4 separate regions of the Mus musculus genome follow, and regions 1, 3 and 4 are each linked to region 2. Evidence: chromatin loops called from intact Hi-C (ENCODE). Cell type or tissue: heart. All regions are shown on one strand. Links, peaks and the distances in the headings refer to the core of each region. The heading gives the core; the rest is flanking DNA.

Evidence for each region. Peaks named below come from ENCODE experiments on the same cell type or tissue, not always from the same donor. Only the 100,000 strongest peaks of a DNase experiment are listed, where the experiment ranks them.
Region 1: a loop joins it to region 2, with 9 times the contacts of the local background. A loop is called at or near these places in 36 of 42 quality-filtered maps.
Region 3: it touches region 2 in a loop (3-fold over the local background); 5 of 42 quality-filtered maps call a loop at or near these places.
Region 4: a loop joins it to region 2, with 2.6 times the contacts of the local background. A loop is called at or near these places in 6 of 42 quality-filtered maps.

What each region holds. Positions count from the first base shown.
Region 1 is chr1:189,883,023-189,890,763 of GRCm38, reverse strand. Smyd2 (SET and MYND domain containing 2) reads left to right here. Exons shown (of 12, transcript NM_026796.2): 7 at 1,847-1,949; 8 at 4,133-4,243; 9 at 5,345-5,465; 10 at 6,766-6,940. Among named protein-coding and RNA genes, the nearest start is that of Smyd2, 35 kb to the left of the region's middle. In heart, for the core only: a CTCF peak has its summit at 3,060 (motif pointing left); a DNase peak (open chromatin) is centred at 3,003; H3K27ac peaks cover 2,759 bases.
Region 2 is chr1:189,970,055-189,977,795 of GRCm38, reverse strand. No RefSeq gene overlaps it. Among named protein-coding and RNA genes, the nearest start is that of Smyd2, 52 kb to the right of the region's middle. In heart, for the core only: a CTCF peak has its summit at 4,554 (motif pointing right); a DNase peak (open chromatin) is centred at 4,575; H3K4me3 peaks cover 379 bases; H3K27ac peaks cover 288 bases; H3K27me3 peaks cover 771 bases.
Region 3 is chr1:189,671,801-189,679,541 of GRCm38, reverse strand. It overlaps Cenpf (centromere protein F), which reads left to right. Exons shown (of 18, transcript NM_001081363.2): 7 at 401-603; 8 at 6,908-7,033. Among named protein-coding and RNA genes, the nearest start is that of Cenpf, 12 kb to the left of the region's middle. In heart, for the core only: a CTCF peak has its summit at 3,961 (motif pointing right); no DNase peak of the experiment used is centred there.
Region 4 is chr1:189,020,262-189,028,002 of GRCm38, reverse strand. No RefSeq gene overlaps it. Among named protein-coding and RNA genes, the nearest start is that of Gm36561, 11 kb to the left of the region's middle. In heart, for the core only: a CTCF peak has its summit at 4,564 (motif pointing left); no DNase peak of the experiment used is centred there.

The DNA of each region.
Region 1 (7,741 bases), core at 1,186-6,185, 87 kb after region 2:
TCCACGATGCAGAGGGTGGGAGTGTTTGGGGTTCTGTTGAAGACCCCTGGGGATGCCTGCTGCTCCTCACGTGCCATTCCATGTGCTAGTGCTGGGTGTTTGTGTCTGCTGCTGGGCTGCAGGCATCAGGGAAGTCAGGAGAAGGGGACCTGAGTGAGCAGATCTTGGCTTGGGCAGCTTTCTCCAGAGAGAGAAAAGGTAGCGGTGTTGGCCCTTAGGCCAAGGTGAGGTCTCTTGGCAGAGATTCTCATAGACTTTTGGGAAGAGAACAGAGAAAAGGACAGGCATGGGCTCTGCGAAGACAGCCCAGGCAGCCATTGAATTCTGCACTGTGGGCTGTTTATGAATGTCTGAGGATGTCTGAATTAGAGACCTCACCATGTCCCATGGCAGCCAAAAATGACAACTGTGGATCCTGAGCTGCCTGCCTGTTTGTTTTACTGCCATCCCCACCACCTCTGTTTAGAGAGACAGCCTAGCACTTTTCCAAGAAGGTTCTAGAAACCTGTTATTCGTTGCTTTTAACCTGCGCCTTTGGGAGCTTTGCCGAGCAGACATCCCGGCACCTGATGCCCTAAGCGTCCCTGTGGGAACCTAAGTAGGCTGTAGTATCAGGTAGAGACGTCCCCCCACAAGAATAAGAACAGGAGCCGGCTACCCGTTCGTGCCAGGTGTGAAGCTCATCGCCCGCTCTGCTCAGCTCTCTAGCAGGCAGGATAGAGGACGGTCGCTTCTCTCCGAGACACACCACAATGGGGCAGAAACCTTCAGTGGTCCTGAGACCCATTTGGGTTTTTTTGTTGTTGTTGTTGTTTTGTTTTTTGTTTTGAATCCTGGGGTAAGTAAGAGAAGGGTTCTAGTCTCTCATGGGCCAGGCAGTGCCAGTCCTCCCAGTGGTGACACGGACAGGCGTGCCCACGAGAGCATAAGCCCAGGTTTCTGGGCATTTTTAATTGGGGAAAAATCCTTTGGGACTGGAACCACATCAATGCGTGATTTCAAAGGCAGCATCTGTGAGATCAAGCACTTTCCCCTGTAGTTGAGAAATTTCTGTTCTCAGAACTTTGACCTTGAAATAATCAGAAAGCTCAAAGCATCTCACCTAGGCGAGTCTCTCCTGTCACTGTCCCTAAAAAGCAGACAGCAGCAGGAGCGGCCATGTCCCAATTTCCCAGATTTGGAGGTTGAGGGGCCTCTGGGGCCCTAGGGGGTGGGAGGATCACAGCCCATCCTCCCCCAAGCAGATGCCATTTCTCAACATCTGAAGGGAACGTTTGAGAAATGATCCACTTAGACAAAAGGACAGCCCCTTTGTCTTGCATCTGTGTGTACGTGGGAGCATTGTCTGTGAGTCTGTCTGTCCAGACGGAATACTTCGGATAGTTGTTATTCGTTTATAGCTAGAGATCAGATTTCGCATTTGAGTATAGTGAAAAGAGTGCCATGCCAGCCATTGGAGCTGAGGATGTGGCTCGCTAGGGTAAAACGCTCACCTACCATGTATAGACCCCTGGGTCTGGGCCCCAGAACCGCATAAATTGGGTGTGGTGACACATTGGAGGATCAAGCCTTCAAGGTTTTGGAGTGAATCTATAGTGAATTCTTAGACCAGTCAGGGCTACTGGTGACCCTGTCTTAAAAAAACAAAACAAAACGAAAAGGCTAGGTATTATTCTAAATGCTCGGTGAACATGCTCGCCGGACAGTCTGAGCTGGCTGTCTGTAGACGTTTAACCGTCTTACACAGGCTCAGCTCCTCTTACTCATCAAACGGGTAAGCAGTAAGTCACTTCAACAGCCAGCCCACGGCATTCAGGCAACTTGAGTTTTCACTTTTGATTGGCAGTGTTGCATTGATGAATCACAGCTGCTGCCCGAATGTCATTGTGACCTACAAAGGGACCCTGGCAGAAGTCAGAGCTGTACAGGAGATCCACCCAGGAGACGAGGTGAGAGTACAGCTAAACTGTCTGGTTTTGGGACCCTTCCTGGGTTACCTCCCAGATTTGGGACCTGGCTTGATGTTCCTTGCCAGATACATGGGTGCTTGTCATTTCCTTTGGCCAGATAGAAGCAAGAAATACATTTGAATTAAATTCTTTTTTTTTCAAATTCATTGTTTTACTTTGCATGCGTGTATATGCACACCTCTGGGGTTACAGCACCAGGTGGGTGCTGGGAATTAAACTGGGGACCTCTGCAAGAACAAATGCTCTTAACTTCGGCGCTCTCTCTCTAGCCTCCTGCAGTGAAGTTCTCATCTCAGCTTTTACACTCTGGGTATCCCTGTTATCAGACAATCGGCTAGTGAGTTCCTTCCTGTCCCATAACACCCCACAAAGCTCTGAAACATTGCTGCCTGCTTCGTTACTGTTTTCGTTGTGGTGATAAAATGCCCAACAGAAGCAGCAAGTCTGGGAATGGTCTCGCTCTGTGATACAGGCCTGTCCAGCTGACAGTCGGTGTCACGGCCAGTCAGTGTCAACCACCACCGCACTGTAACAAACAGCCTGGCAGGAGCTAAAGAGGCACAGTCCACGAGGCCTGTCTTCCCATTCCCTGCCCAGATGAGGAAGCAGAGGCACTGTCAGGCAGGAGGCTCCATCAGCTTCCTTCCCTGATGTAGGGGAGGTAGAGAGAGCCACATTCTTTACCACCTGTTCCCTGAACCACTTCTCTGTCTGTTGCTGTGTGTGGCTATGCTTTCTGGGTTAAGTTTTGAACCTGCAATGCTGTTTTGAAGGACGTGTCTGAATACTTAAAACTTTAAGTAGAATTCCCAGTGCTATGTGACGCAAGCTTTGATTTCTCTGGAAGGTTTTTTAGCAGTTCACAGCTGACATTCAAGCCTCCTTCCATCCCATCTCTAAATCCAGCATGAGGTGGGGATCCAGTGTGGAGCCAGGATGTTGAGGGTCCTGACCGGGTCTGTGGAGATGACCTTGAGGCCTCTTTTAAACTGAGACTGAAATGGCAGGGCTGGTAGACTACCCAGAGAGGCTAATGACCTGGACAGGCTGTTTGAGCCTTGAGTGGTGCAGCTGGGGTGGCCTTTGTCGCCATCTTCTGGAGGCTCTTGTTGGTTGCACTGTGTACCTGTCGAAGGATCCCTGTGCTGCAGGGAAGGGTTGGCTGGTGCTTCTCTTTCTTGGCTGACACGGATTGCTCACGATTGTTCACGTAACTTCAGTTTGGGGAAGTCGGTACTTCCTGGGTTATTTGCCCTCTAGGTTCCTGGCATTAGATGGAGCCAACATATGCCCCAGGCTTGCTTCTTGAGTCAGGAGTCACTTACTACCACAGCACCTAGCCCTGTACTGATGTCCCCGACTGCCTGGCAGGCCCATGGATCCTGCCACGCTGGTGACTTTCAGACACTGCCTGGTTGTGTGGGATGCAGGCATCGCTGCCCCCATGAATAGATGATGGATACTGCCACATGTGTCCAAGGAGAGCTATGAAGTCCCTCTAACACAAACTCATAAATGCATTTAAAATATTATGAAGTCTTTGTAATTTTTTTTAAAAAAAAACCCGATTGTATGCTTCTCAAGTATGAGCTATATACATAAAGGCATCATACTGCATTGTCAAAATGTTGTGCATACCCAGAAGGGCTGGTGCTGCAGGTCTTCCTTCCAGACCTTTCTGTAAAAGGCAAAGCCAAGAGAACAAAGGGACCCAGAGTGACTGCTTCTGTGTCCAATGGCCAGCAGGGTCACAGCTGCTGCTGTGCATCCTGGAAGCCGTGTGTGCCGCACGGCCCCGGAGCCACTCAGAGCTGTCCCACCCTCCAGCCCTTGCTCAACCATGTGATGTCAGGAGGAAGGGTGAGCAGATCAGGGTGTCTGAGGCCCTGTTCTCCCCTGCGCATGCCCAGCCTTGGCCTGATCCTTGGTGAGGAAAGGTGAAGGGTCCTTCTTGCTCTTAGTTGCCAGTGTAGGGACTTAGCATATAGACCTTCTGGTCACCTCAAGGAGATGAGCTCCACAGCCTCTCAGCCAGAGTGAGCCATGTGACCGTCATTGTGACTGACCCTCAGTGGTGGCTCTGCTGGGCCTGTTGCCTCTCTCATCCTTCAGAGGTTGGCAAAGCCGTTCCCTATTGCAGACCTCTGGCTCTCACCCCCCAGGTGTTCACCAGCTACATCGACCTGCTATATCCAACAGAAGACAGGAACGACCGGCTAAGAGACTCCTATTTCTTTACCTGTGAGTGCCGGGAGTGTACAACCAAGGATAAGGTCAGTTCACTGATGGGACAGAAGAGGGTCCCTGCTCCGAGCCCTCCCCAGCCTCCCCTGACCTGTCTCCCCACACAGCGGGTATGTCAATCCTTTTAACCGGTGTGGTGTGACAAAGTCAGGCGGAGGGAAGCCAAATAGACAAGGCCCTGCTGTGCCAGTGGGAGACCTGCTGGGTTCCCGTTTCTCAGAAAGTCACCTGGGCTGTGAAGATGGCCTCAGCAAAGTGCTGTCTCTGCAGGAGCCTGAGTTCAGTCTCCACAGCCAAAAAGACAGATAAGACGAAGTAAACTCACAGTCCCAGCACTGTGGCAGGGAGGGGCTCGGGGAGGCCATAGGAGCCTGCTTATGGGGTCCAGGCCACTGAGATAGTGTGTCTCAAAAAGCAAGGTGGGGGTGAGGAGATTGCTGGGGCGGGGTGCATCTCTCCAGTGCTCATATAAAAGGGCACATGTCACTCTGTGTCCCTGTAACCACAGTGCTGGAGTGCGTGCGTATGTAGTGGGTGTAGAGAGAAGATTGTTGGGGTCTGGGGTTTACTGGTTACCAGTGTAGCTTCAGGTTCAGTGACAGGTGAGTGAGAGAACAGCGCACATGTTCTCCTCCTCTGCCCTGCTTGGTTTTGCCAAGGCATGCCCCTGACACTCATGCATGTGTGCAAAACCAAGGTAGATGGCACCTGAGGAATGACACCGCAAGCTGACCTCTGGCCTCCACTCAGGCAGGCACACACATGCACATGTACACACATGTGCTCATAAAGTGCTTCCCAAAGAGATGGGAGGGGAAAGGCATCTGGGAGTCGGGCTCAGGCTTTTTGAACCTGTCACCAGGTTCTACACGGCACACACTGTCGGTTTTCAGGGCCAGCCCTGCTCACTGGTCTGTCCTGACTGACAGACATGGACCCACAGAAAACACAGTTGGGACCCTGCCTAGGGAAGACTGGTCAGAAACTCACCTTATGTTTTTATAAAAAGGGGGACAGTGTGGAGTTCCCCCTAGACCCAGAACCCCTGCATCTGTGGGGATACAGGGATGATTTGAGCAGCTCCCCCACCCCACGGGGGGGGACGTCTCACACTGTGGATTCCCCCTCAGGACAAAGCCAAGGTGGAAGTCCGAAAGCTCAGCAGCCCGCCACAGGCAGAAGCCATCCGAGACATGGTCAGATACGCACGCAATGTCATCGAGGAGTTCCGGAGGGCCAAACACTACAAATATAACCTTTCTGTGTGGCCTGCCAGGGGCACAGCACCGTGTCTCACTGACGGGGTGTGGTGGGACGCTGGGAAGAGAGAGGAGAGGGGAGGAGTAAAGTTTTGAAAGGAAGATGGTCTCCTGTGTGCTCGTGGGAAGACAGATGGCCCACAGCAGGGTGTTGGCTCTGCCAGGAGCGACTGTCCTCACTAGACTGAAGTGGCCAGGAGTGCCACATGGGGGAAGGCTACCTTCAGAGGAGCTATGTTGTTGATGTTTTAGTACAGGTAGGCACCGTGCTAAGAACGTTGCTCACCTCAGCCCCCCATCCACGGCACACTGACTAGTGGCCATTGCTACCAAGCCCACGAGGAAAGAGTTCCTTAGATACACGGCCCCGTCTCAGGGACGCTTGGTGGTGGCAGGACTAGGGTTTGGTCAGCAGAATCCGTGTTCTTCCACCGTACTGTGTTCTTAGGATTTGCATCCCAGAGGGCAGAAGATGAAGCTTTTGTTTCCTTGCCCTGCTTCCCCCACCCCCATCTTTCTTTCTGTCTTCTCTCATTATTAGGGATTGAACCTAAGGCCTTGCACATGCTCAGCACGTGCGTCGCCGCTGAGCTGTGTCTCAACCCCTCCCCCCACCCCTCTTTTCTTTTCTTTTTTACCCAGTGGCTCGTTGAGAACACGCAGGAGGATGATAGGCTGAGCAGTAACTCAGGTGTTGCCTGAAGCCTTCCGGTTTTATTTTGAAACATGTCATGTTTTCAAGGCATGGTCCAGGCTGATAGTGGACACCTTCCACGACCCAGGCAGGCTTTGAACTTGAGTTCCTAACTCCTTGGCCTCCTGAACAGCCAGAGTGGCAGCCTGCACCCTGAGGCCCTTGAGGCACATTGCTTCCTAATGCAAGAAACCTCTTGGGAGCCTGGGCTAGGGTTGCTCTCTGCACTTGGAAAAAGTTTCTGTGCCAGCACAGCTTCCTCACGTGAGGTACTGGGTTGCTCAGGCCCCCAGCCTGGATGAGGATTTGAATTTAGCGAAGATGAAGGACTCCATCCTCGCCGTTGGTCCGTCCGCAGGGCCAAGAAGGCCTCTCTTTGTGTTTCCCTAGTTTGTTTCTTCAAGGGAATTTCGATTCCCTTGACTTCATTTTCCCCATCAATACTTTACCCAGGAGGGAGGGGAGGGTGGGTGGAGGGGAGGAGATGGCCCAGCCTGCCCCTGCCTGGGATGCCCCGCCCCTGCCTGGGATGCCCCGCCCCTGCCTGGGATGCCCCGCCCCACCTGGGATGCTGCCTGTTTCCTTGACGCTTCAGCACCCCCTAGTGAGCTGCTGGAGATCTGCGAGCTTAGCCAGGAGAAGATGAGCTCCGTGTTTGAGGACAGCAATGTGTACATGCTGCACATGATGTACCAGGCCATGGGCGTCTGCCTGTACATGCAGGACTGGGAGGGAGCCCTGAAATACGGGCAGAAGATCATTAAGCCGTACAGGTGAGCGCCGGGCGGAACTGGGTGGCTTGCTCGGGGTGAGCACATCTGCATGCAGGTCCGGGCTTCTCCCCACCGAGCTGGCCTCCTCTGTCCTGCCAGGGAGCTCCCTCCTGAGGCAGAGTGTCACAGGCTACCCACAGAAGTCCCCTCAGGCCAGGGTTAGAAAGTCAGTCAGTCGTTCACATCTGTGCCCACCTGCCTCTTCTGTGTTAAGTGACACTTTTGACCTGGTGAGTGGAGGCAGAGGGCGGGGGCGTACCACAGCCTCCTTCCCAACCTCCTCCCACACACTGCCTGCTGCCTCCGCACACTGCAATCCCAGCTGCATTTCACCAGCCTCTAGGACTCACGGTTTGGCTCAGTCAAATAAAACAAGATGAGATTCCCATTTGTAGAAATAATGACTGAGCCAGAGAAATGGTCCATCCTAGCGGGTCACCAGACGTTAATGTGGGAGGTAGGAATGCACAGCACTGTCATTGTGTGTGGCCAGCCACTCCGAGGCTGAGACCCCTCACTGCAGAGCTCCCCAAGGCCTGCACACTAGGGGGATGAGCTATGGAGCAGTGTGAGCATTAGGCTGGAAGTCCCCTCCCCCAGAACATGTCTGGTGATCATGGTGAGTCCAAGAGGACTGGAAACTTGCAGTGAGGTCGGCCCCCACATCCCCTGATCTCTGCCATCTGTTTACCCACTGTGCTCTGGAGAGCCAGCAGGGGGAGCCAAAGAGGACGCCAGGTGTTCAAACTTGCTCCTGGAATGAACCAAGTTGGAGACCTCTGACCTTTCCCCTGCCTCAAA
Region 2 (7,741 bases), core at 1,596-6,595:
TTAAGTACCTGCTAAGGTTCCATGCTTGGGTGTGTGTGTGTGTGTGTGTGTGTGTGTGTGTGTGTGTGTGTTTCTAAGTTCAAGCAGAAGAGGTCACCTTTCTCATAGCACCTTGTCCTTTGTCACTTCGGCTTTTATTTCCTAGAACCAAGTCAGCACGATCAGAATGAGCTGAGCTCATGTGCGGAGGAACTGCTGGTGACACCCCTGGGCCGGACCCTCCCTGCGTGTTTTAGGAAGCTTGGGATGGGCATGCCGGGGAGGGAGAGATAAACTTGAGTACCTTGGTCTTGGCTTTAGATCACTCGTTGCCACTCAGGCATGAACTCAGTAGAACAAGCCCATTTCTCCAGAACCATGAGGTGGAAGTGGGCACCCACACTCAGGTAGTTGCAGATCTTCCTATGGACAGGCATCTGTGTATGTGGAAACAGCCGGTTGTCTGACAACACTGGGTTTTGAAATAGCTATTAGGCACCATGTGGGCACAGGCTCTCCCACCTTTTTATCTCTTCAATATCAAGCTGCTTCCCTGGTCCTACTGAGAAGCCTCACTGGAGAAGCCAACGAATCCCTCTCTCCCTTAGTTTGGAACACAGGGTGAAGAGATCCAGGACTACGGTGCCACTCAACACAGGCTCAACACCAGGGCTGTCTCCTCTATCCCAAGGGGCATGCTCAACACACTGGCATTTTTCCTTCCTGGAAGAACATCAGTCTTGCTGTGAAGAGACCTGCTGTCAGAAGGTCACTGTACCAAGTGTAACGTCACCCCTGTGAGGTGGGGTTGTACCAGGTGACCTCTAACCTGCTTGGCCCCTGTTTGGCTCTTCTGTCCCTGGCTGTCCTCAGGGCCTGAGGAGAACAGAGACATTTATCTATCTTCCCTTGCCAATCTCTTCAAACTCACTGTTGATCTCTATTCACCAGAGAGCAGTTTTCCCTCCAGAGATATCAGAAGGTAGAGCATGGAAACAGAAAGAAAGGTGTATGCAAAACAGCCAAGGAGACAGAACGCTCTATCTAAAGAGACACATGGAGGTCCAAGGAGACAGCACTTTCCATCTAAAGAGATGCACGGAGGTCCCTCCCATGAATGAGATTTGTCATCGTTTGAACAATCTCTCATAAGAACTCCATGTAGCCTACCACAGATAGGGACATGTCACTGTTCCCGGTCTGGCTCATCCTTCTCCTGACTTTGCTGAACACCCAGTGCAAACGAACCCTTCCGGTGAACTGGAGCACGGCTCAGTCAGGAAAATGTTTGCCGTGCAAGCATGAGGACATGAGTTTGATCCCCAGGACCCATAATGACAAAGCCAGGCCTGGTGGCATATGCCTATAATCCCAGCATAGCTTGGATGGTAATGACCAGATCGAGAGGGCTTGTGAGAAGAACCAGGTTCAGCGAGAGACCCTCTCTCAAAACAAACAAACAAACCTACAAGGTGGGAAGCAGCTGAGGAAGACACCTGAGGTTAACTGCTGGCCTTTTTGCATGCGGATGTGTGCATCCACACAGGCACGAACACACACACACACACACAGCACATATGCATGCACATATTCACACATGCATGCATGCATGCATGCACACGTGCACAGTGAACCCTAGCTATTTCTAAGTAGAGTCGTGTTGAGACACTCCACATGTGTAGATTCAAGGAGATTAGCAAGGATCCTTGGTTCCCAAGTTCCCTCCCCCAATAAGCCCAGAGCAAAGGTCTCCCTGATCCCAGGAGCAGAAGGCACCCTGCTCTGAAACACTTCCACAGCTCTTCTGTTACTTTAATGCTGAGAGGTGCCCTCTGCCAATCCTATTTCATGGTTCCTGTGTGTTACAGAAGCATGCATTCCATCTACTTTGTTTTCGGAAACTCCAGACCACTCAGCATCGTATGAAACACGACTCGTCATGAATATGCGATACGGGATGCTGCGAGTTGGTCTACAAGCTGGTCCAGATGCATAATTACCAAGACCCAGGAGAATGAGCTTGAGTCCTGCACAAACCACTAGGCCTGGTGAGGACTCAGAATCCAGCTTCTTGAGCAGCTCTGAGACAACTCATTCCCGACGTAGACACAGTGAGGGAAGGGCCAGAGCCTCCTCTGGCTCACAGAGCTGCAGATTTCCCAAGGGAAATCTTTTTCTTTTTCTAGAAAAATAAATTATGTTCTTCCTGGCTCTCCCATCTCTGTCAGCCATAAGGAAGAGAGGGGATGAGACAGAGGCGGTAGAGGATGGTGTCCAGCCACCTCCACGGACAGACCCTGGCTTCCTTCCGTTGCCTCTGACATCCACTGCTGGTTTTCTATAGCTGCCCTAGTAAAAGAGAGCAGATGGAGAACCAGATTAGACCAGTCAGCCCAGCCCTGACTGTCATTTTATGAGACTTCTGTGATTTTCATCAAGCAAGCTAGAAGAGAGATCTGGGGAGGCAAAACAAGGGAAACAGAAACTCTGAGGCATGGGGCCAGGTCATCTGTGACCTGAAAAGGTCTGAGCAAAGAGGGTGTGTCAGAGACAGACAGAAGCCTTTCAGCGCCCACTGCAAGCCATGCACCGGCAGCAAGTCGCTCACCCTACGCCTTTGTTCCCTCATCTGAAAAACGAGGGTAATCACGTATTCCTTTCAGAACTATTATAAGGGCAAAAAAAAAAAAATGCATGCGAAGCATGGATCATGAAAGTTGCCCACCTTGAGGGACTGATGGTCTGCTTTGGAGCACTGGAACTACTGATGAAATAATGTTCTGTAACAAATAACACCTTCTCAAGTCAGCTCACAGTGGGACCGGCAGGGGAAGCAGCCCAGCCAAATTCTATTCAATCTTCTCCGTTTGGTTCCACAGGCAGATCTTATCACTGTAACTCAGCTCCTGTGGTCAGAAAGATCTGGGTCTAAACCCCATGACCACCATTGCCCAGAGGTGGTTTTAGGCAGTGACTTGACAAAGCACCTGCCTCAGAGGTCGCTGAGAATAAAGAAATGCATGACTTTGTCACACTTTGAGTGCCCAATAAACCACACTTAGTATCATCTCTGTCGCTGACATCACCAAGATCACCACCACCAGTTCTGTTTATCACATAAGGAGTTTAAGAATGGTTTAGAAGGGATGGGTTGTAGCTCAGTGGTGGAGCCTGGGCTAGAGTGATGGCTGCTCTTCCAGAGGACCCAGGTTGGATTCTCAGCACCAAAATGGGGGCTCACAATCATCTATAACTCTAGTTTCAAAGGATCTGACTCCCTCTTCTAGACTCTGCAGGTACCAGGAATTGGCGTTGGTGTGTGGGTTCAAGGTGAGCCTTGTTCTCTCAGTTATTTCTTCACACGCCTGCATGTATATTTATCTTCCCCAGCCTTGAATCCCACTCTCAATTCTACCCCTGACATCTAAGTCCAGTCTCTATGGCTCCTCTACAGAATGACCACAGTTCACATCTGCTCCACCTGATCCAGGATTCCTGGAGAATCCAATGAGATGGATCCTTTCAACAAGTGTTTATTGAGTAGATGCCAAATAACCTAGCATGAGACACGACAATACAATAGACTGGTCCTGACCCTTAAGGACCCAGGCAATTCAGGCCCATGTTCCCAGATAGAGGTGAACAGTCACACTCTAGATAGTGTATTGTAGGTGGTCACAAGGAATATGGATCACTCTAGCAGGAAGGAATAAGAAAGATTTGAGAGAGTGGGCTGACATTGTTTGAATCAACTGTGGCGTTGAAATGTGGCACAGACAGCATGGCCAGGCATATATGCATAAGTGATTCTCAGAAGGCTCTGTGCTCTATATTCTAAGGTTTGCCTAAACTCTTAGGTACATCAAGAGCATGGCGCACAGGGTTGACTGAGAGCAGGTGGGGTGCGAGCTGTTATAGGCTGTGCACATGTAAGCTCTTGTCATGAGTCAAACCCATTAGAGAAGCAAGATCTAGCATCTCCCACAAGGTCTGTTGCCACAGACGAGGAGACGGAGGACCAACAGGTGACATTTCCTGGCCAACATCATAAAGAAATTATAGAGGACCTGTGTGATGGCTCAGCATGTAAAGTCACATGACATAAACCCTGACAACTCAAGTTCAGTTCCACATGGTAAAAAGAGGAAACCATCTCCGGAGAGATCTTCTCCAACTGCCACATGTGCACGTACATATGCACACACACACACACATGCACACACACATGCACACAACTGCTAAACTAGAATTAAGATGTCAGAGTTTGAACATGGTGTTCAGAGTTCAAATATTACCTCACCAGCAAAGGAATAAAAATGTCAAGCCGATCGCTCAGATGTTCAAGTCTCCTCAGAACTGTGATTTCGAGGGAAATAAATTATGGAATCTGGTGAATTATGACACAGTTTTTCTCAGAAGTCACATTTTGAGCTCCGAAAATATACAGTAATAAGACGACCTCCCTGAGCTTGGCATGGTGGCCCACTCCTGTAAACTCCCGTAAACTCAGAAAAAATAACAAAACTCCCCACCAGGACCACTTAGTGATTCAGGAGCACTTCCGGCTGTGGCCAGCAGATGGCAGAGGGTGACTAAAGAAGGAGGGATCCACAGTCGTTGCCCCGCCCCTCCAGCCTGCTGTTCTCAAGTGCAAGTAGAAAATGCCTTTGCCTTGATCGATCAGTACTGCTCGGTTAAAGCCACTGGTCATCCTGAAAGTCTGTTTCTAGGTAGAGACCGTCACTGCTTGAAATTCTCTGTCACCCATTCCATATTACAGGAGACAAGGCACCCTCCCTGTCCTCCACCAAGCTATTACCTCCTGCTGCCTCTAAGCAGACCTCCCCAGCCTGGTCACCAGCGTCTCAGCAGAAGCTGCACAGGTGACGATACAGCAAAGGATGTAGCAGCGAACAGAGAGGTCGGTCTCTGCTGACTTTAGACAAGGAAATCCTGGATAACTGTCCCTTGGAAGGGGAATTAAGCATAACTCCTGCTCAGACCTTAGGCACCTGGAGAGCTTTCCCTGTTTTGATCAGTTTTCTGTTACTTTAATAAACATGATCAAAAGTGACTTAGGAAGGACAAGGCTTTGCATTTTGTGCTTCCAGGTCACCACCCTTCTTTGGGGAAATTCAGGCAGGAACCTGGAGGCAAGAACTGTAGCAGAAACCGTGGGACAACTCTGCTTACTTGTGTAAGGATCTGAAAAGCACTGAAGGAGACCCCAAACCCATATAGTATGCAAAAACAAAGAGCACTTATTCTGCAGAAGCAACAAGAATGTGGGGGGTCAACCATTCTCTAAAATGGCAACCCCAGACAAAGGTACACAGGGCTTTTTATAGGCAACAGGGAGAACTCTCTAGAAGGATTGGGTAATCTAAGATTTCATTGGTGGGTGCTAGGGCGTCACAGGTGGTCAGTGGTCTGCGTTCCTACGTCATGAACATTCAACCATGTGATGAAATAGGGTTAAAGACAGCCCGTTCTGAGATAAGATATTCCCCATTTTTCTGTGGTTTTTCCCAGGCTGTTCTTTATGGGAGGGAGCTTTATGATATGTTCCTAGAGCTGGTATCTTATGACTTAGTTTCTGGAACTTATGGTCTATTCCTGAAGCTGGTGCCTTGTGGCCTGTTTTGAAATCAGGCCTGGTCCTTAAGACAGACCTACTGGCTCACATTGTCACATTTCTTACAGCTCCAGCCCACCAGCATAAGAATGGTCCCATCCACAGTGGGACTGGTGCTTCTACATCAATAAGCAATCAAGAAAATGTTCCACAGACACACCCACAGGCCAATCTGATGCATGCAATTCTTCCCTCTTCCCAAATGACTCTATATTGGGCCAAATTGCAGCCAGTGCTAACTAGAAACCATAGATTCTTAAATCATAGTATCACATGAGTGGCCCAGAAAGAGGTTTTAAGGGACTCGCTAACTCTGAAAATTCATAAGTCAAGCCTCCTTCATCTGCACTTCTCTCAACTCTCTCTTATCACCCAAGCTCCCACAGAGCAGCCCGTTAAGCTTTGAGTGCTCAATAGCTTTTCCAGCCCAAGTTCCAAACAGTCTCACAATCCTCCCCCAGACAAAATGGTCAGGTCTGACACAGCAATAGCCTGGCTGTTAGTAACAATTTCTGCCATAGTTTGGTTTCTTCTGCTGTGATGAACACCATGACCAAAAGCAATCTGAAAAGGAAAGGGTTAATTTGATTTTGAGTCTCCATCACAGACTGTCACTAACAGAAGTCAGGGCAGGAACTCAAGCAGAAGCAGGGGAGGAAGTCATGGAGCGCTGCTTACAGGTGTATTCTCCTTGGCTTGCCCAGCTTGCTTTCTTATACAACCCAGAACTACTGCCTAGGGGTGACACCGCCCACAGTGGGCTGGGCCATTCCACATCAATCATCAATAAAGAAAATGCTCCACAGACTGGTCCACAGATAACCCCTCAGCTAAGGTTCCCTCTTCTGGTAACCTACCTCGTGTCGATATTACGAAAATAATCAGCACACTCAGTTTTGGTTTTTGTTGTTTGGTTGCTATTGCTATTTCTCTTTGGTTGGTTGGTTGGTTGGTTGGTTGGTTGGTTGGTTGGTTGGTTTGGGGTTTTGTTAGGTTTTATTTTATTTTGCTTATTTATTTGAGACAAGGTCTTACCCTAAACTCCAAGGCCACTCCTTACTCTTCAGAACTCACTATATAGCTCAAGCAGGCCTTGAACTTGTAGCAACCCTGCTGTCTCAGCTCCCCAGGGATAGGACTACAGGTGTATGTTACCACATTTAGCAGGCTCACAGTTTTGTAGGTTCCAGTCCAGGGTCAGTTAGTCCCCTTGCTTACAGGCCTCTGATAAGCCTGAACCTAGAGGCCCCATGTGATGGAGCAAGCTGCTCGACCCAGAGCGGCCAGAAAATAAAGATGGGAAGGGACTGAGCCCCTCAGTCCCCTTCAAGGGCTCCCACAGTGATTTGTGCACTAGGGTCCACCTCTTAAGGGTTACACTGTCCTCCAGAAACACTATGCTAAGGATGAGGCCTTTGGAGGACACTTTAGATTCAACGAGCAGTAATTTATTTGTGCTTAAAAAAAAAAAGAACTTTGAAAGAAGATAGGCTTATGGGAACCAGAGAAGCCAGGGGCTCCTTGCCTGTCTGAGAACTGCTCTGTGTTTGGGCTGTAACAGTGTAATACGATGAGTCCTGAAAGGTCAAACCATAAGGAACTAACTCTACCCTTCCCGGGGCACTCACCAAGAAGCCTGACACTGACCTACGGTGCGGGGACCGAGCCAGCAAGCATGCTTGTCTGTTTGTAGAGAAAAGTCTAACCTTCACACTTGATTTTATAAAGAAGACTACGGGATGACTGTGGGTGCTAACTAAACTCACAGGGAGTGCAAAGCCTTCGCTGAATGCCAGCTATGACAGCCTCCAACACTGAAAGAAACGTTTTTGAGAACTTGGGAAGTTATTAAATGACATTTGCTATTTGCTTTCCTTTACCGAGCAAAATTTATTGAGTATCAACTATGCACCAGGCACTGGACCAGGCGTGGGATGTAACAAGACCCTCCCGATCCCTCTCTGCCCTCCGGAGAATTCCCTCCTTGAATGCTCAGTGTCTTCTAGAAAGGCAACACCAGTGAAATAAGGCAATGCACTGTGCTGCTGGTGAGCTTTACTGAGTCTATCATGCTGCATGGATTGAGATCAGAAGAGCAAAAGGAAAGTCTACACTTTCCATGCAAAC
Region 3 (7,741 bases), core at 1,446-6,445, 300 kb after region 2:
CTGCTCAGCACAGGGTTGGATTGATATGCAAGGACATAAAGCAAACCTTACTGCCCAGAGTGTAAAGTTCAGGGACGGCTTTACAGAGGACATACCCTGTGAGAAGCACACACTGCCGTAGACAGTAAATGCTTGTAAAGCATTTCCCTCCTGTGCTCCTCCGTGAAGACGCGAGTAAGACATTTGTATTTCTCTTCTTTCTCTGGAGTATTTAAATATATATGTCGGTGGAGTTGCTGACTGCTCAAGTTACATTCAGTTAGTTTCTGTACGTAATGTAAATTAGAGTTATCTCACTGAAGATTTCAGAGTATGTAAAATAAATAAGTTGTGAACATTTTGTAAATATATGTCTATCTATCCATCTAAATTGGAATGTGGTTTTCTTTTGTGCTTTAAGACCTAAAAAGCAAGATGACTGAGTTAGAACTACGCCTGCAAGGGCAAGAAAAGGAAATGAGAAGCCAAGTGAATAAATGTCAAGACTTACAGCTACAGCTGGAGAAGACGAAAGTGGAATTGATTGAAAAGGAGAGAATTTTGAATAAAACCAGAGATGAAGTAGTGAGAAGCACAGCACAGTATGACCAGGCCGCAGCCAAGGTACTTGACTTTTCAGGAATGACTGAGAAAGTGCTGGGTTTTTATATCTAAGTTCATAAAGTAATTCTTAGTAAAGGCCTTTGCAAGCACATGCTGGGTGCTGCTGGTGCGGGTGAACTAGTAGGCTGAGTGGTTGGGTAGTAACAGGACCTGTCTTGCCTGTGCTGTGCAGCTGAAGTGACCTTGAGTCACAGTGAACAGTGACAGCACTGATGGCGCAGGAGGGCTAAGGAAGAGTAGAAGCATTCATCCCAGGACAGGGTGGCGTTAGATGATCACCCCTGGGGCTCAGCAGGTGCGTGCAGCCATAGACCTTTCTGAAGGTTTTGAGTGAGGTCGTATTTAACCCCGCCTACCTCTGGTTCTCTGGTTTTCACTGTCACTGTTTTCATTCACCAAGTTATTTATTGAGTGCTGCTGTCTGTTCTGCATTGTTCAAGACCTGGAGATATGTAGATCAATAAAAATTATTGGAAGTAGAATATAATAATAGTGAGATAAAATCAGAAAATAGTAGTATAATAAATAATAAATTTTTTTTAATCCACTACTATCGTGGAGAAGTGAATTACCTTCCAGAACCAGCTATGATGGGTCTGGGGCTTTCTGGAGCCAGTCTCTGGCCCAGTGGCTTATCTTATCATTCTGTTTGGAATACCCACTTACCCTCCAATCTTTGTGTTTTCTTGCCATTGCTTCTGGCATCTTCCTCACAGTCCTCTTAATGTCACTATTTATATCCTAGGCATAGGGTTCTTTCTATTGGCTATTAGAATTACAGAGAACTCTTAAAAACCATGTCTGAGGTGTTCTTAAGGATTTGTTTTCTTTTCATAAATAACATTTCTGAGTATTATGTGAAAAGTGCTTCAGTAGACCTGTGTCTCTTTGCTTTCCATGGCCAAGTTCCTTGTTCTTCCCCAGTTAGAATTTTGCTTTAAGGTAACTGAAGATTCACATTTAGTTATATGATGTTCTAGCTTATTAATGTGGCAGACTACACTGATTGGGTTTCAGATATTTGAAGGAACCTTATTTGTTTGGAAAGAGTCCCACGTGACTATGTATGGTATGTAACTTTTTATTTAGATGTGAATTTTATTTGCCAATAACTTGGTAAGGATTTAGGTATCTGACTTTGGTGAGAGGTATTTACTCTTTGGCATTTCTTCTTTCTGACATCTTTGGATGATACTTGTTACAGGGTAATGTCAGCTTCATAAAGTGAGCTGGGGACGGCGCTGCTCTGCTTTCTGGAAGAAAGTGCCATTGGTTGATTTTCTTCTTGGATGCAGTAGAGTTTGCTAGTGAAGTCACCCAAACCTGGAGATGGCTTTCATGGAAATTTAATGTTTTACATTCAGTTTTTAAAAGAATATTTTATGTATATGAGTTCTGCAGCTGTCCTCAGACACACCAGAAGAGGGCATCAGATCCCACCACAGATGGTCATGAGCCACTATGTGGTTGCTGGAAATTAAACTCAGGACCTCTGAAAGAGCAATCAGTGCTCTCAACCTCTGAGCTGTCTCTCCAGTCCTCCCTTTTTTTAAAAATAATTAACAAAATCATTTGTCTCCTGATGTTTTCTGTTTTTAATCAGAGTTGTCAAATTTCTGTATTTGTCTTTTTCTGTTTTCATTCTACTTTGATGTATGCTTTGCATACAGTTAGGTCATGTTTTTTTTTTTTAGTTCTTTACTGTTGGTGAATTTAGCTCATTTACATTTAATGTAACTATTGGTCATGACTTAAGCCTGCCATTTTTGTTTTGTTTTCTGTTTCTGCTTTTTATTGCTTTGTTTCTTACCTTTCCATGGATTACATAAACATTTCCTAGGATTCATAGGTGATTGGTATGTTCATTTTGCCAGCTTTTAACAAGTTATGTTAACACTTGTCTCCCTTGCTCTTACCCTCCCCATGTATAATAGTTCAAGTGTTTTCTGACATAAACTTAGAGCTAGATTGACTGTATTATATTTTTTAAGCCAGTTGTCAGATGTTTAAAAATGTCAGAGGTTATTGTTGCTTTCTTGTGTTTGCTCCCTTTCCAGGGTTCTGAGTGTAAGTGTTAGTTCTGCGATTGTTACGTTTCTGCTTACAGTGCTTCCTGTTGGACTGTTTCAGGGTGTGTGCTGGCCAGAAGGCCCTAGTCTCCTTTATTTGAAGATGATTTGACTCCTCTCCACTCCTGAAGGCTGTTTCTGGGTTGAGTTGTGTTTGCTTGTTTTGTTTTGTTTTCTCCCAGCGAACTCTTTAGTTAGTCTCCTTCCTTCCTTCTAGTCACAGTTTATCTCCAAGTAATGTTCTGACTTGGAATTTGTTGCTGTGCAGAATAGATGAGAATATCCCTAGTCTATCTTTTTTCAAAGTGAAGTTGAGATGTAAAGATTGAGGTAAAGGTTTTGCTGGGCCACTGTGAATTTATAATATTAACTGCTGTTATTACAGCTTATTATTGAGTTTATAGTCAACTCAGCTAATTTTAGGTTACATCTCTGTCTCTATAACAAGAACTAACATTAGTTTTGTTTTGGTGAGAAAGGATCTTTTTTGTCCTACCTGTCATTTTTGGTGAGGTCTCTTAGATTATTGTTAGAGTTTTTACTTGGACAGTGCTTAGAACTTGACTCTGACCTTCATCTCATTACTATTCCTCCAGGTCCTTAAGATTTGCTTTTATTTCTGTGTCTTTTGGATGTCTTTTTTTTCCCCGAGTCGGTTTCAAATCTCACCAACTGAAAATTCATTTTCATTTTCTTTTATGCCTCATGAGACTTTAAGTGTTTTGCTGACATTGCATTATGTTGTGTGCCATTAGAATTGCTTATTTCAAAAAAAAAATGGAGGTAATATACTCTGTGCTCTCAAGTGATTGAATGCTTGCGTGTAGTTTGGGTCTTTTCTAACAATTTTCAAGCTTTCCTTTGAGGCTGCGAGGGAGTGCTCAGGGTCATAAATACACAGTTGCAAGAACTGGAGCTTACAATTTTGAGCATTGTTTATCAACTTTATGCAGATGACACTTTCAAAGGGGTTGTATATTAGATATCCTGTATAGCATATACTTACATTATGGTTCAAAAAAGTAGCAAAATTACAGTTATAAAGCAGCAATGAGAAGAACTTTATGGTTAGTGGGGCGGGTCACCACAACATGAGAACTGTATTAAAGAGTCTCAGCATTAGGAAGGAACCATTGTCTTAGAGCATTATGGAGCATACATGACATCTAGTGGCCAGTTACTTACACATGGACTGTGCATAACTGGTACCACAGTGGCAATCAAAATATTTTTGAATGAAGTATAAATACCTTCAAAGTTCTGTTTTAATGTACCCTGTCTATAAAGAAAGGATTGAAGTCCCTTAGGGATGTGTTGCATTTTGAGGGAGTACCAGTAGAGGGCACCAAGGGTCCATTTACTTTGGTGCTTTTTATTTTATTTTATTTATTTATTTATTTATTTATTTATGAGATTGTCAATCATCAAAATGCCAGTCTGTCCTTATGGCCAGTGATTTTGAGTTGTCTATCCATTTCCATATGCAGAGCAAAGTAGATTCTCAGTCACTATTTGTTAAATTTATATTTTTTCTTATAAATCATGTAGTACTATTCCTTGGGAATTTAAAAACTTAAAGCTTATTGTAACAATGAAGGTATCTTAATGTCTGAGGCAGAAGGTGAATTTGATCTGTTGGCTTAAGCATGTAATCTTTTCTGAGGCTAGGGAAATGGTTCAGTTGGTAAAGTGCTTGCTGTGGACCTGAGTGGAGCCCCAGCCCCTAAATAAAAAGCTGGGAACCCATCTGCATGATAGAGTACACGCATGCACACACGTGAAACTTTCAGTTGTTTCTGTTGAGAAACTGTTCCTTTGGATAACTCAGGCTGGCCTCAAACTGATGATTTCCTGTCTCCGTCTTGAATGCTGAAATGTGCCACTATGTAAAGTTCACTTTTATCATCTTAAAGCTCTGCTATTTCCAAAATCATTTCGTCACCATTGACCAGTTTGGTACTGTTCGTTCATCTTTGCTTAGTTAATAACTGACATTTGTCTTCCAGCAAAATATTGCATAGTGTTTTCTTCAATTCTCAGATTTCCAATATAATACTCATAATAGTGTTAAATTAGACTCTGGGTAGCTGAACAGATGGCTTCCTCAGTAAAGTGCTTATCACACAAGCCTGAGGACAGTAGTTTAATCTGTCCCCAACACTCATGCTTAAATTACTTGCATGCATAAATGGGATTTGTGAATTGACTCAGTGGGTAAAAGTAGCTGCTACAGAAACTGACAGCCTGAGTTTAGTCCTTGGAGCCCTTGTAGGAGAGAACTGACTCCCTCCCAGAAGCTGTTCTCTGACCTGTTTGCTTGTGTTGCGCGCTCCCATCACATATGTACACATAGTAATTCAACATAGCTGGTAATGGTTGCATGTGTCTGTAGTCCTACCGCTGGAGGGGAAGTAGGGTGGGGACAAAGGCAGAAGGAGCCCTGCTGCTGGCGGTCTAGGCTGTCCAGCAGAATTGGTGAACTTGTCCAGTATCCTTGAGAGACTGCGCCTGAAAACCTAAGATGGAGAACCATTGAGATGGAGAGCGTGATGTTGACTCTGGTCTCCATGGCGCCGGCTCATGCACTCTTTTCTACATATTTGTAAATCCATGGACACACACACTCAAACATGGATGTATTGGTAGAATTTCAGAGAAAATATTAGTGGGGAGGCTTACTAAATTGAGGCATCTCACAGAGTGGAGAACTCTTTCCCATTAATATAAGCTTTCTGTTTTTTCGATTATTTATGTGCATTGCTGTTTTGCTTGGAGGCATGTCTGTATGTGGCTGTCAGATTGCCTGGACCTGGAGTTAGAGACAGTTGTGAGCTGCCATGTGGGTGCTGGGAATTTGTAGTCCTCTGGAAGCGCAGCCAGTGCACATAACCTCTGAGCACCTCTCCAGCCCTATAGAGCTTTCTTATTACTACTTGAATGCTATATTTTGGGGATCAGCCATTGTAAGGATTTGAACTTAAAGGGGTGGCTTCAAGGAATGCAACGAATCTCAACCCTTGGCTGATTAAGACAATTTTGTTTAATTTTAGGAAAATACCCTAAGTTTTCATGTAATTTTAAAATTGGCAGATAACTGTATATATAAGAAAGCAACAGCATATTCTTTCTGTTGCTTGTGAGAACGTAATTAGAAAACAGCTGTGATTTTCTGGGGTTCTGTGAGCCTCTAGAAATGTAATGGCATAATGAGTATTATGGGAAAAGCGGTTTCTTTACTATTTAAGTTTTCAGAGAGATTCTTTATGAGGTGGGCATGGTGGTACCTCCTTTAATCCCAGTGCCAGGAGAGGCTGGCAGATCCCTGAGCTTGAGGCTACCCTGTCAGTGTTGCAAGTTCCAAGCCAGCCAGGGCTGCATAGTGAGACCTTGACTTGGGGGTTGTGGGAGGACCTGTCTGTCTATCTGTCTCTAAGATGATTGCAACACTTTCATAGGACAGTAAGGATCTTGCCCTAGTTATTTTTTAGCTCCTAAATCACTAGGCCAGTATCACTGCCTTGCTTGTTTATAGATGTTCTATGTGAAGGAGGTCAGAGGACAACTTGCAGGAGTAAGTCCTCAGCCTAGCTGGAACAAGACTCATGTCTGCATCCTTCATCTTGCCATGGCAATGCTGGATTTACAGATGCAAACCATCTCATGCTGCTCTTCATGTAGGTTCTGGGGACTAGAGTCAGACTGTCAGCCTTGTACTGAGCTCTCAGGCCCCGTGATCTGCTTGCCGTGCAGCGGTGTTGGTGTGTTCTAATACTGCTGTCTGCCTTTCCCATGCACACATTGTGAAATGTTTTAAAGATGTGCTGATGTTTAACATCCTTGCTGATATTTCCTCCGTATAAATTTCATATGTGTTTATAGAATCATAGTAACCTTAGGATCTGGGTAATGAATGTGAACCTGACTTTAAGTGAAATAAAAAGACCAAAACATGGGAAACATGAAGCAGACTTAAGGGATTACAATTTATTTTTATTTTATTTTATTTTATTTTTGAGACAGGTTCTCAGTATGTAGCCCTTGCTGGCCTAGAACTCACTATGTAGACCCTACTGACCTTGAACTCAGAGATCTGCCTACCTCTGCCTCCCTAGTGCTGTGTGGGTTTCAAAGTATGGATCACCATGCTGGCCTGGACTAAAATTTCTTAAAAGGCAAAATTTGGCTTCATTCTCTGAGTAACTAGTTTTGTATGGAACATTTTTATCTGTTATCAGTGTACTACCTTGGAACAAAAGCTGAAAACTTTGACTGAGGAGTTGAGTTGTCACCGACAGAACGCAGAGAGTGCTAAACGTTCTCTGGAACAGAGGATTAAGGAGAAAGAAAAGGAGCTTCAAGAGGTAAGGTGGCTGGCTTCATGGAGGACGTTTTATGAGAAAGGCCTGTTGACTTTGCAGTTTGGAAGGAAGAACTACTCACTGTGCCTGGGGACACTGGAGCAGGCATGCTTTGTGAGCGTGAGGCCACTGTATTTTCCCTCACAGCTGCGTTTTTATACTTTTTCCACCATTCACTTCTTGATTCGCAAGGACGGACTCTTGGAGTTAGTCTTGTTTATGGGCTTGGAATGTAATACTGAGTGTGAGCTCTTGCTCCACAGTTAGGGTTGTCTTATGTTCTTCAGTTCTTCAAGGCTGTGAGTTGGTTAATTGCCTAATAAGGTGTTGGAGGTAGTCAGATAGTCACCTTTGAATCAATGGTGGCCTGGTGGGAATATTTTATCAGTGTGGGTTGTTCATGTGCTTTCGTATGAGCATAAATGGTAATCAAGATTCCTTGGTTGCCAAAATCAACTAGTAGCATTTACTTGTTCTTTCAAATGAAGACCATTGTAAATGGTCTATAACTGATTAGTTAAGCCCTCTTTCTTTCTCTCTCTCTCTCTCTTTCTCTTCTCTCTCTCAACACGAGCTTTCACTGGCCAAGTGCTGGATTAGATATATGTGTGTCACCATGCCAGATCCTATAGCTGTTTTTTGTTTTAAAAGCAAGTCTATATGAGTATGTGAGTGCAGATGTACATACACATACATATACATGTATGGGCG
Region 4 (7,741 bases), core at 1,831-6,830, 950 kb after region 2:
AGAGGAACAACAGGATATGTACATCTCCCGGTGTTGCTATGAGGACTATATCAGCTAATATTTGGAGAGTTACAGGCAGTGTGAGCCACCTAAACTAGGTGCTAGGAACTAAACTTTTTTTTTTTTTTTTTTTTTGGTGGTGGTGGGGGAGAGGGTAGTTTTGATTTGTTTTGGTTTTGTCTTGCTTTGCAAGAACAGCAAGCACTCTTAGCCACTGAGCCATCTCTCCAGTCACAGAGACTGTTCACCTTACATGACACTCTTCAAGATGATTCACTGGAAGGGGTGTGACAGGATTGAACTGCTGTGACCAGCTCCAGAGACTTGTCTGTCTTGCATTTGAATGAAATCGATTCCAGCCGTTAGCATATAATAGGTCCTTGGTAAATATTGTGTGTTGGGTTCCGTTCCTAGCCTGTGTCTCCCTGAAGTTCCGTTCCTAGCCTGTGTCTCCCTGAAGTTCCGTTCCTAGCCTGTGTCTCCCTGTTTCCTCTGATGTCTAGAATAGGGGAGTCTACCTTGGGAAACCAAGCCCGCTGGTTGGCTGGCATTCCCGAGACGGTGGAGGATGGTGTGTATCTTTCCAGAAGCTTCCTGAGCTGGTGTTTTCATTCCCAAGTCTCTTTGCTCAAACATTTGACTGTTCACATTCTCCCAGGAATAAAGTCAGGGCTGCTGTTTTCTGAATCCGGTGTTAACATTGCCAAGGGGATAATTCTCTTTGTGGCTATTGATAACTATTATGGTCCTGTTTACGCAACTGTAAATGAATGAGCTGCTGTGTAAGAAAACACGGCGAACTCCTCTAGCCCAGCATGGCCCTTACCTCTATCCCAGCACTGCCCTTACTGAGAGAGCTTGACATTTAAACTCTTGAGTGAGGGAAGAGCGCCACGGTGTGGTTCTAGAAAGTGATTCATAATCATAAATGTTGATTCACAGATAAAAGACCCTCCCAGGAAACATCCGGGTCCTCTGGCTCTTACCACCATCGCTCCTTCTCCTTTTCCATGATGAGGCCAGCAGCTCACACATACTAGGTAAATGCTCTACTACTGAGACACACCATCACCCCATGTCTGTGCAAGTAAGTGTGGAGGCCACCAGAGAGCAGCGGAAAGCATGAAGACGAAGACGATAGTTTCTTTTGGATGACTTGTGGGTCAAGCAATGTTATGGTCTGTTAGGTACTGGTTCTTACATGTATTTGAGCAAGCTTAATCTTTGCCTCCCTGTGACAGCCACGATGTCAGGTTGCAGGCCTACTTCCTGTGATCCACAAGTTTGGGAGGCAGACAAATGTAACCAGTCATTTGACAGTGTAACGGCACCCTCAGGAAATGCAGAGATCGTCGGAGGCAGCTGGGTCTGTTCTGAGAGCAAGGGACAATGAGTGAATGACCCAGTGGGTACCACTGAGAAAGGGGATCTCGGCAAAATTCAAGGTCCAGGCTAAGAAAGTTTTAGAAATTGGAAAGTGATTCTGTGTGATATGTTGGGCAGGCCACTCACTTCTTGGATCTGTTATATCTGTATTTAATTTCCATTTTTCTTCTATGTGTCTTCAAAATATCTCATTACTAGGAAAGAAACTGGCTCTTTTCAACCATGACATGTCATTTTTAGACAATAGCAATTTGACTTTCAAAAGCATACATCATATCATTGCAGTGTAAATAACATAATGTTATATTTTTATTCTCCAGCGTAAAATGTATTCTGAATTTTATTCCACTGGGAAAAGAGAGATGTGTTAAAAGGCAAACTCAAGAAGTAGGCACAGGTGCATAGAGAGGCAATAATTTGTCTGTTGATTTTGTGTCCTGCAACTTCATGGAAAGTCTTTATTAGATTTACATTTTTCTGATGGGATCTGTGTAGTCTTTAAATAAGCACTCATGATGTCAGCAAATAGTGGTATTGAGACTGCTTCCTTTCTAATTTTTATATTTTTCTTGCCTTATTTTCTTGAAGACGGAGTGCTAAATAGAGTACGAGCAGGGCAGGTGGTGTTGGGTCATCGTTCCAGATGTTATGTAAAATGCTTTCTGTTTTTCTCACATCATATAATCTTGGCTGTAGGTTTGTCATATTTAGCCTTTATTATGTGGAGGTAAATTCCATATAATCCCAGTTTATTTGAGTCTTCGATCATCGAGGTATGTTGAACTTTCTCAAATGCTTTTTCTACAACTATAGGCATGATCCTGTGATTTCTGATTTATTTACTGAATTGTATATATTGGACAACTTTGCTTTCCTAGGATGCATGTGCCCTCCCCCAGCACTGAGCAGACAGGCTCAGATCTTGTTTGCCACAGTTGCTAGCTCACCTAGAGTGGAGTCTTCCGACCTAGGTAAAGTCTATTGTCTGCCACATCTGCAGCTTCCTGCAAGAAGCCACCACCTGCTGAGCAGCCTGGGCTCATTTTCCTGAGGAGTTCCTGGCATAATGTGGGATGGATGGGTCTCCCCCCTTTAAATTCAGACCCTAGAATTAAAACATTGAGCCTTGATCAGAGAACTTTGTCTTGGCTCGTTATTTCTCTCGCCATCCTTCCCATCCATCCCCAGCTTTCCTTTCAGGAACCCAGGAAACCATGGCCCCTGGCAGCTACAAATGAAACCAACTTGTTCATAGCATTTGTCTTTCATGTGTTCTCCAATTTAGTTTGCAAGTATTTTATTGAGGATTTTTCTTTATTTGTTTGAGAATTTTTCTATATTTGTTAGAGAAGTCGGTCAAGTGTGTGTGTGTGTGTGTGTGTGTGTGTGTGTGTGTGTGTGTTTGTATGCCTTTGTATGACTTTATCTGATTTTGAAATCAGGGCAGTCCTGACTTTGTAAGAAGTTTGCTAATGTCCTGTGCCTTTCTCTTTTGTGGATCAGTTTACAAAATGCTGGCATTACATCTTCCTTTTCACTCTGGTAGAACTTACCCGTGAACAGCCATCCCTGAGCCTTTCTTTGTTAAGAAAAATTTAACTCCTATTTTGTTCTGTGGATTGTCTCAAGTCTTTTTAAATTGTTCATGTCTTATAACTTTACATTTGGTAGTCATAAGCATTTAAACCTTTATAACTTCTAGATTTTGTCCAGTATGTTGATTATATTCTGAAAGCATTACAAATGATGTTCTGGATCTCAATGAAATCTATATAACAGCTTCCCTCTGTGTACTATTTTATTTATATGGGTTCTTTTCTCTCTCTGGTCTGTCTGCTTAGTGTTCTGTTGCTCTGAAAAGATACCATGACCATGACAACTCTTCTAAAAGGAGGTTGTTTAGTCCATTTTCATCATGTCAGGAGCACAGCAGTGTGCAGACAGCGCAGTGCTGAAGCAGTAGTTGAGAGTTCTACTTCTAGATTCACGGGCATCAGGAAGAGAAGTAGCCACGAGGCTCAGAATGAGCTATTGGAAACCTCAGAGCCCACCACCAGCAACAGGCTTCCTCCAACAAAGTCACAGCCCCTAATCCTTTCAAATAGTACCACTCCCTGGTGACCAAGCCTTCAAGCCTATGAGCCTGTTGGGGCTCACTGTTATATGGACTATCACACCATCCATCCATCCATCCATCCATCCATCCATCCATCCATCCATTCATCTATCATATCTATCTGACTGTCTATCAATCAATCTATACCTATATCTATCTATCTATCTATCTATCTATCTATCTATCTATCTATCATCCATCTATCCATTTATCTTTCTATCAATCATCTATTCTCTATTTCTCTCTCTCTCTCTCTCTCTCTCTCTCTCTCTCTCTCTCTCTGCCTGCCCCCTCTCAGCTAGGGAGTTGGCAATCCGAAATTCTTTTAATCTTTCCAAAATCCAACTTCTCATTTGGTTGGTCTAGAAGCTCTACTTTCTCTTTCTGTTTTGTTTGGTCTAAATCATGATTGATGTCTACTGTTGGCTTGGGTTTGGCTTCATTTTTTTTTTCTGGAGCTTTGGGGTACTTATTTGAGCTCATTGGTTTATTTACATTTGAGCTCTCTAATATTTGAGAAAAGTGGTTATAGTTACAAACTTTGTTCTTGACTGCCTTGGCTGTGTCCCAGAGTTTCTGGTAGGCAGTGACCTCATTCCCACTTGATTCTAAGAATGTTTAATTGGTCTCTTTAATTTCTTCAATGACTCACCCAGTGTTCATTCAAAAATGCATTGACAATCTCCAAGTTCTTATGTATTTGTGCATGCGTATGTTGGGAGGGGGTGGTAATCCTTGCTAGTTTTATTCCATGAGGTTTGAAAAGTATATTCATGAGCCAACTTGGGCTCAGAGAGACAAAAACTGCATATTCTTTCTCGTATGTGGATCCTAGCATCTAAGCTAGAAAAAGGGAAAGGGACCCTTGTGATGAAATAGCAAAAGGGAGGGGCCTGGGATGGGTGGGGCACACATGGCACAGGCATGGGAGATGGTGCAGGGGTGAGGGAAGGAGTGAAAATGCCATCAAACTCTGCCCCTCTGTGGTAATTAAAAATCCAATATAATAAGTTAAAGGTAGATATAAAACAATTTTGAAAGAATGTTGCCATCTAGTGGCCAAGCTAAGGAATTCACTTAGACGATCATGTTTTCTAAAAATGTGGCTGTTTTATATTCACTAAGTAAATAGTGTCCTATTCACTAAAAGTTATACTTTCTTTTTGCGCTCAGTTTTCAGGCTTCCAAAAATTTATTCTCAGGTATGGCCTGCTTCCCAAAGAAGCAGTTTCTCCAGGTAAAAGCAAGATGTATATCTGTTAAGTATTTGGTATGTCTTAATCTCAGAGGACACTAATACTCTGGGCATGGCTCTCTTCCTTGCATGTGTACTTGTGTGCACCTGGATAGTTTGATGATGTCACAGGCCCATGAAGACTGAGCAGCCTGCATGAACAGTCGATCAGACTCTGGCATTGTCTTACGGTTGGGTGTGGTCTCTCCATCTGCCGCCTGGTTCCATGCTCTCACTTTTCCTCTCAGGGGGGCTTGGTCTGATTTTCCTCTCCCTCTCTGGGGGGTTTGGTCTAATTTTCCTCTCAGGGAATCGTTTTATTTCAGCTCTTTACCTTAAGGTTATATCTGAAGAACTCATGGGGCCAGATGTCCTCATAGCTCACCTCTTAGGTGCCATACCCTAGCCTTCCTCTGTTGACATCGAGTTTCTGTCCTCTGTTCTCATTGGCGATTCTTGCTTTCCCTCACTTTTGCTCTTTTAACCAACACTGGGCAACTTCCCATGGATCATCTCCCAATAATGTGTTGTTGCTGGTCATGCATGTAGCTTTGTTAGTGTCTGAAAATACCACCCTGTTCCTTGACCCTGTAACTTAGTCATCCTATTCTCTATCAGTGCCTTCTATTCACCCAAGGTAGGGACCCATGAGAGAACAAGGAAATTATTTATATAAGTCCAGCTTGGTGAACCCATGACATTTTTATTTTTGCTTACATACAGGAACATGTGTGAAAGGTTGCTTTCTAAAATGATTCTAAAACAGGTGCATCACCAAAGAGTCCCACCCAAGCAGGGGTCACAGTCTCCCAGTGTTGGGAGCCGCCCTCACATTCGCCGTTACAAGATGGCGCTGACATCCTGTGTTCTAAGTGGTAAACAAATAATCTGCGCATGTGCCAAGGGTAGTTCTCTACCCCATGTGCTCTGCCTTCCCCGTGACGACAACTCAGCCAATGGGCTGCAGCCAATCAGGGAGTGACACGTCCTAGGCGGAGGATAATTCTCCTTAAAAGGGACGGGGTTTTGCCATTCTCTCTCTTGCTCTCTTGCTCTCTTGCGCTCTGGCTCCTAAAGATGTAAGCAATAGAGCTCTTGCTCTCTCTCTTGCGCTCTTGCTCTCTTGCGCTCTGGCTCCTAAAGATGTAAGCAATAGAGCTCTTGCTCTTGCTCTCTTGCTCTCTGGCTCCTAAAGATGTAAGCAATAAAGCTTTTGCCGCAGAAGATTCCGGTTTGTTGCGTTCTTCCTGGCCGGTCTCGAGAACGCATGTAAGATCCCAGAAGCTGCATAAATGGATTCTTCCATTCAGTCAACACTTCCATACTCTAGCGCCTCCTGAGACTGCATGCAGCTGGGATGGATGCATGGAAGAACTTGTGTGACTGAGCAGTTGTGTCAAAAATTATAAGCTGCTGAGAGCACCTTATAATTATGGTTTTTTTTGCCATGGCTTTGCATGGCCTGGCTCCCAGAATCCTGACAATACGGCTACAAGAGAATGAAGAAATCACAGACATAGAGAAGTTGGGATCAAGTGGTTTGGGCTTTCTGATGGAGAAGCCACACTTCCTGCTTTATTGTATGCAATGGAACAGGAAGCTGGAGCTATTATAAATGCTAAACAAGGAGGCAGGCTTGTCTAATCTGGGTAGGAGCTGTCTCTATAGGGGAGCAGTCTTCAGGCTGTAACATCTGAGGTGAGAAAGCTGTGGTGGAGATTTTCTGCATACACTATCAACACTCATACTCACCCCTGAGGAAGGCTCTGCCACTCCATGAGTCTGAGGCACCCGTCCTTTGACATAGCCATGTTCACAGGTCTGAGGCACCTGTCCCTTGACATGTCCTTGCTCATGGGTCTGAGGCACCTGTCTTATGACATGTCCTTGCTCATGGGTCTTAGGTGCTTATCTCTTGAAATGGCCATGCTCACGGGTCCGAGGCACGTCCCCCTTGACATAGCAATACATTTGATCAGGGCTTCACCTACACCCTGTAGTTTTAAAATTACATTATACAATTGACATTTATTTTTCTGTAATTTGCTAATGGTTAGTTTTTTCTGTCTGCCTTCATCACCAAGTTGTACATTCACAGGCTCAAGACTTTATCTTTACCGTGACTTTGCCCAACACGGTCCACCTGGTCCATTCATGGTGCTTTGTAAACAGGTGTACACGCAAAGGACTAACAACCCAGGGACAGATGCTGAGGGACGCTTGCGCTTTCCCAGAGGGATAAGGATCACGGGAGTGCGGAATGTTTATGGCAGAGGTGTGTGCCCCTCGAGCATTTAACACACAAAGGAAGTGTGTGTGGCAAGTTCACAGTGGCGAGTCAGGAAAGTCTGGGAGGACACAGAGTGCAGAGAAAGACAGAGTCAGTCAGGTAAGAAGACCAGAAGAAAACAGAGACAGTGAATACTGGGTAGCTTTCAAATTTATTTAGATAGAATTTTATATATTGAAGATTAGCGTTGGTCTTGAAGGAAGGCTCGGCCTCAGGGATCAGCAGAGGTCAACCTCCAGGAGGCTCTGAGAGCTGAGGGATTGTGGATCTCACAACAATGGTCACGACATGCAGGGTTTGTATACCTTTCTTTTTTGTTTGTTTAATTTTTAATAGCTTTATTCTGATGCATTTTATGAGTTTTATGTGACATATTTGTTTCCCTCCTCTTCCTCAGCTCTTCCCATCATCAGCCTTTTCCTCCCATCCCACACCACTTTGATATTTCTTCTCCCCAAAACATCCAACAAGGCCAGTTTCTGTTGCTCAGCTAATCTCAGGAGTGAGACCAGCCGTGGTATGTGATTGGCCCACAAGAACTTACGTCATTAGAGAAAATTGACTCTTCTGATCCTACAAGCATCTTATCAGGCTCTGGTTAATCGTGGGGGGTTTGCTCATCTTTTCCATTCTACGCTGGGATTTTGTCTGACTGGGGCTTACACGGGTCTTGTGCATTCTGTCACGATTGCCGTGTTCAATTGTCCTATTGTGT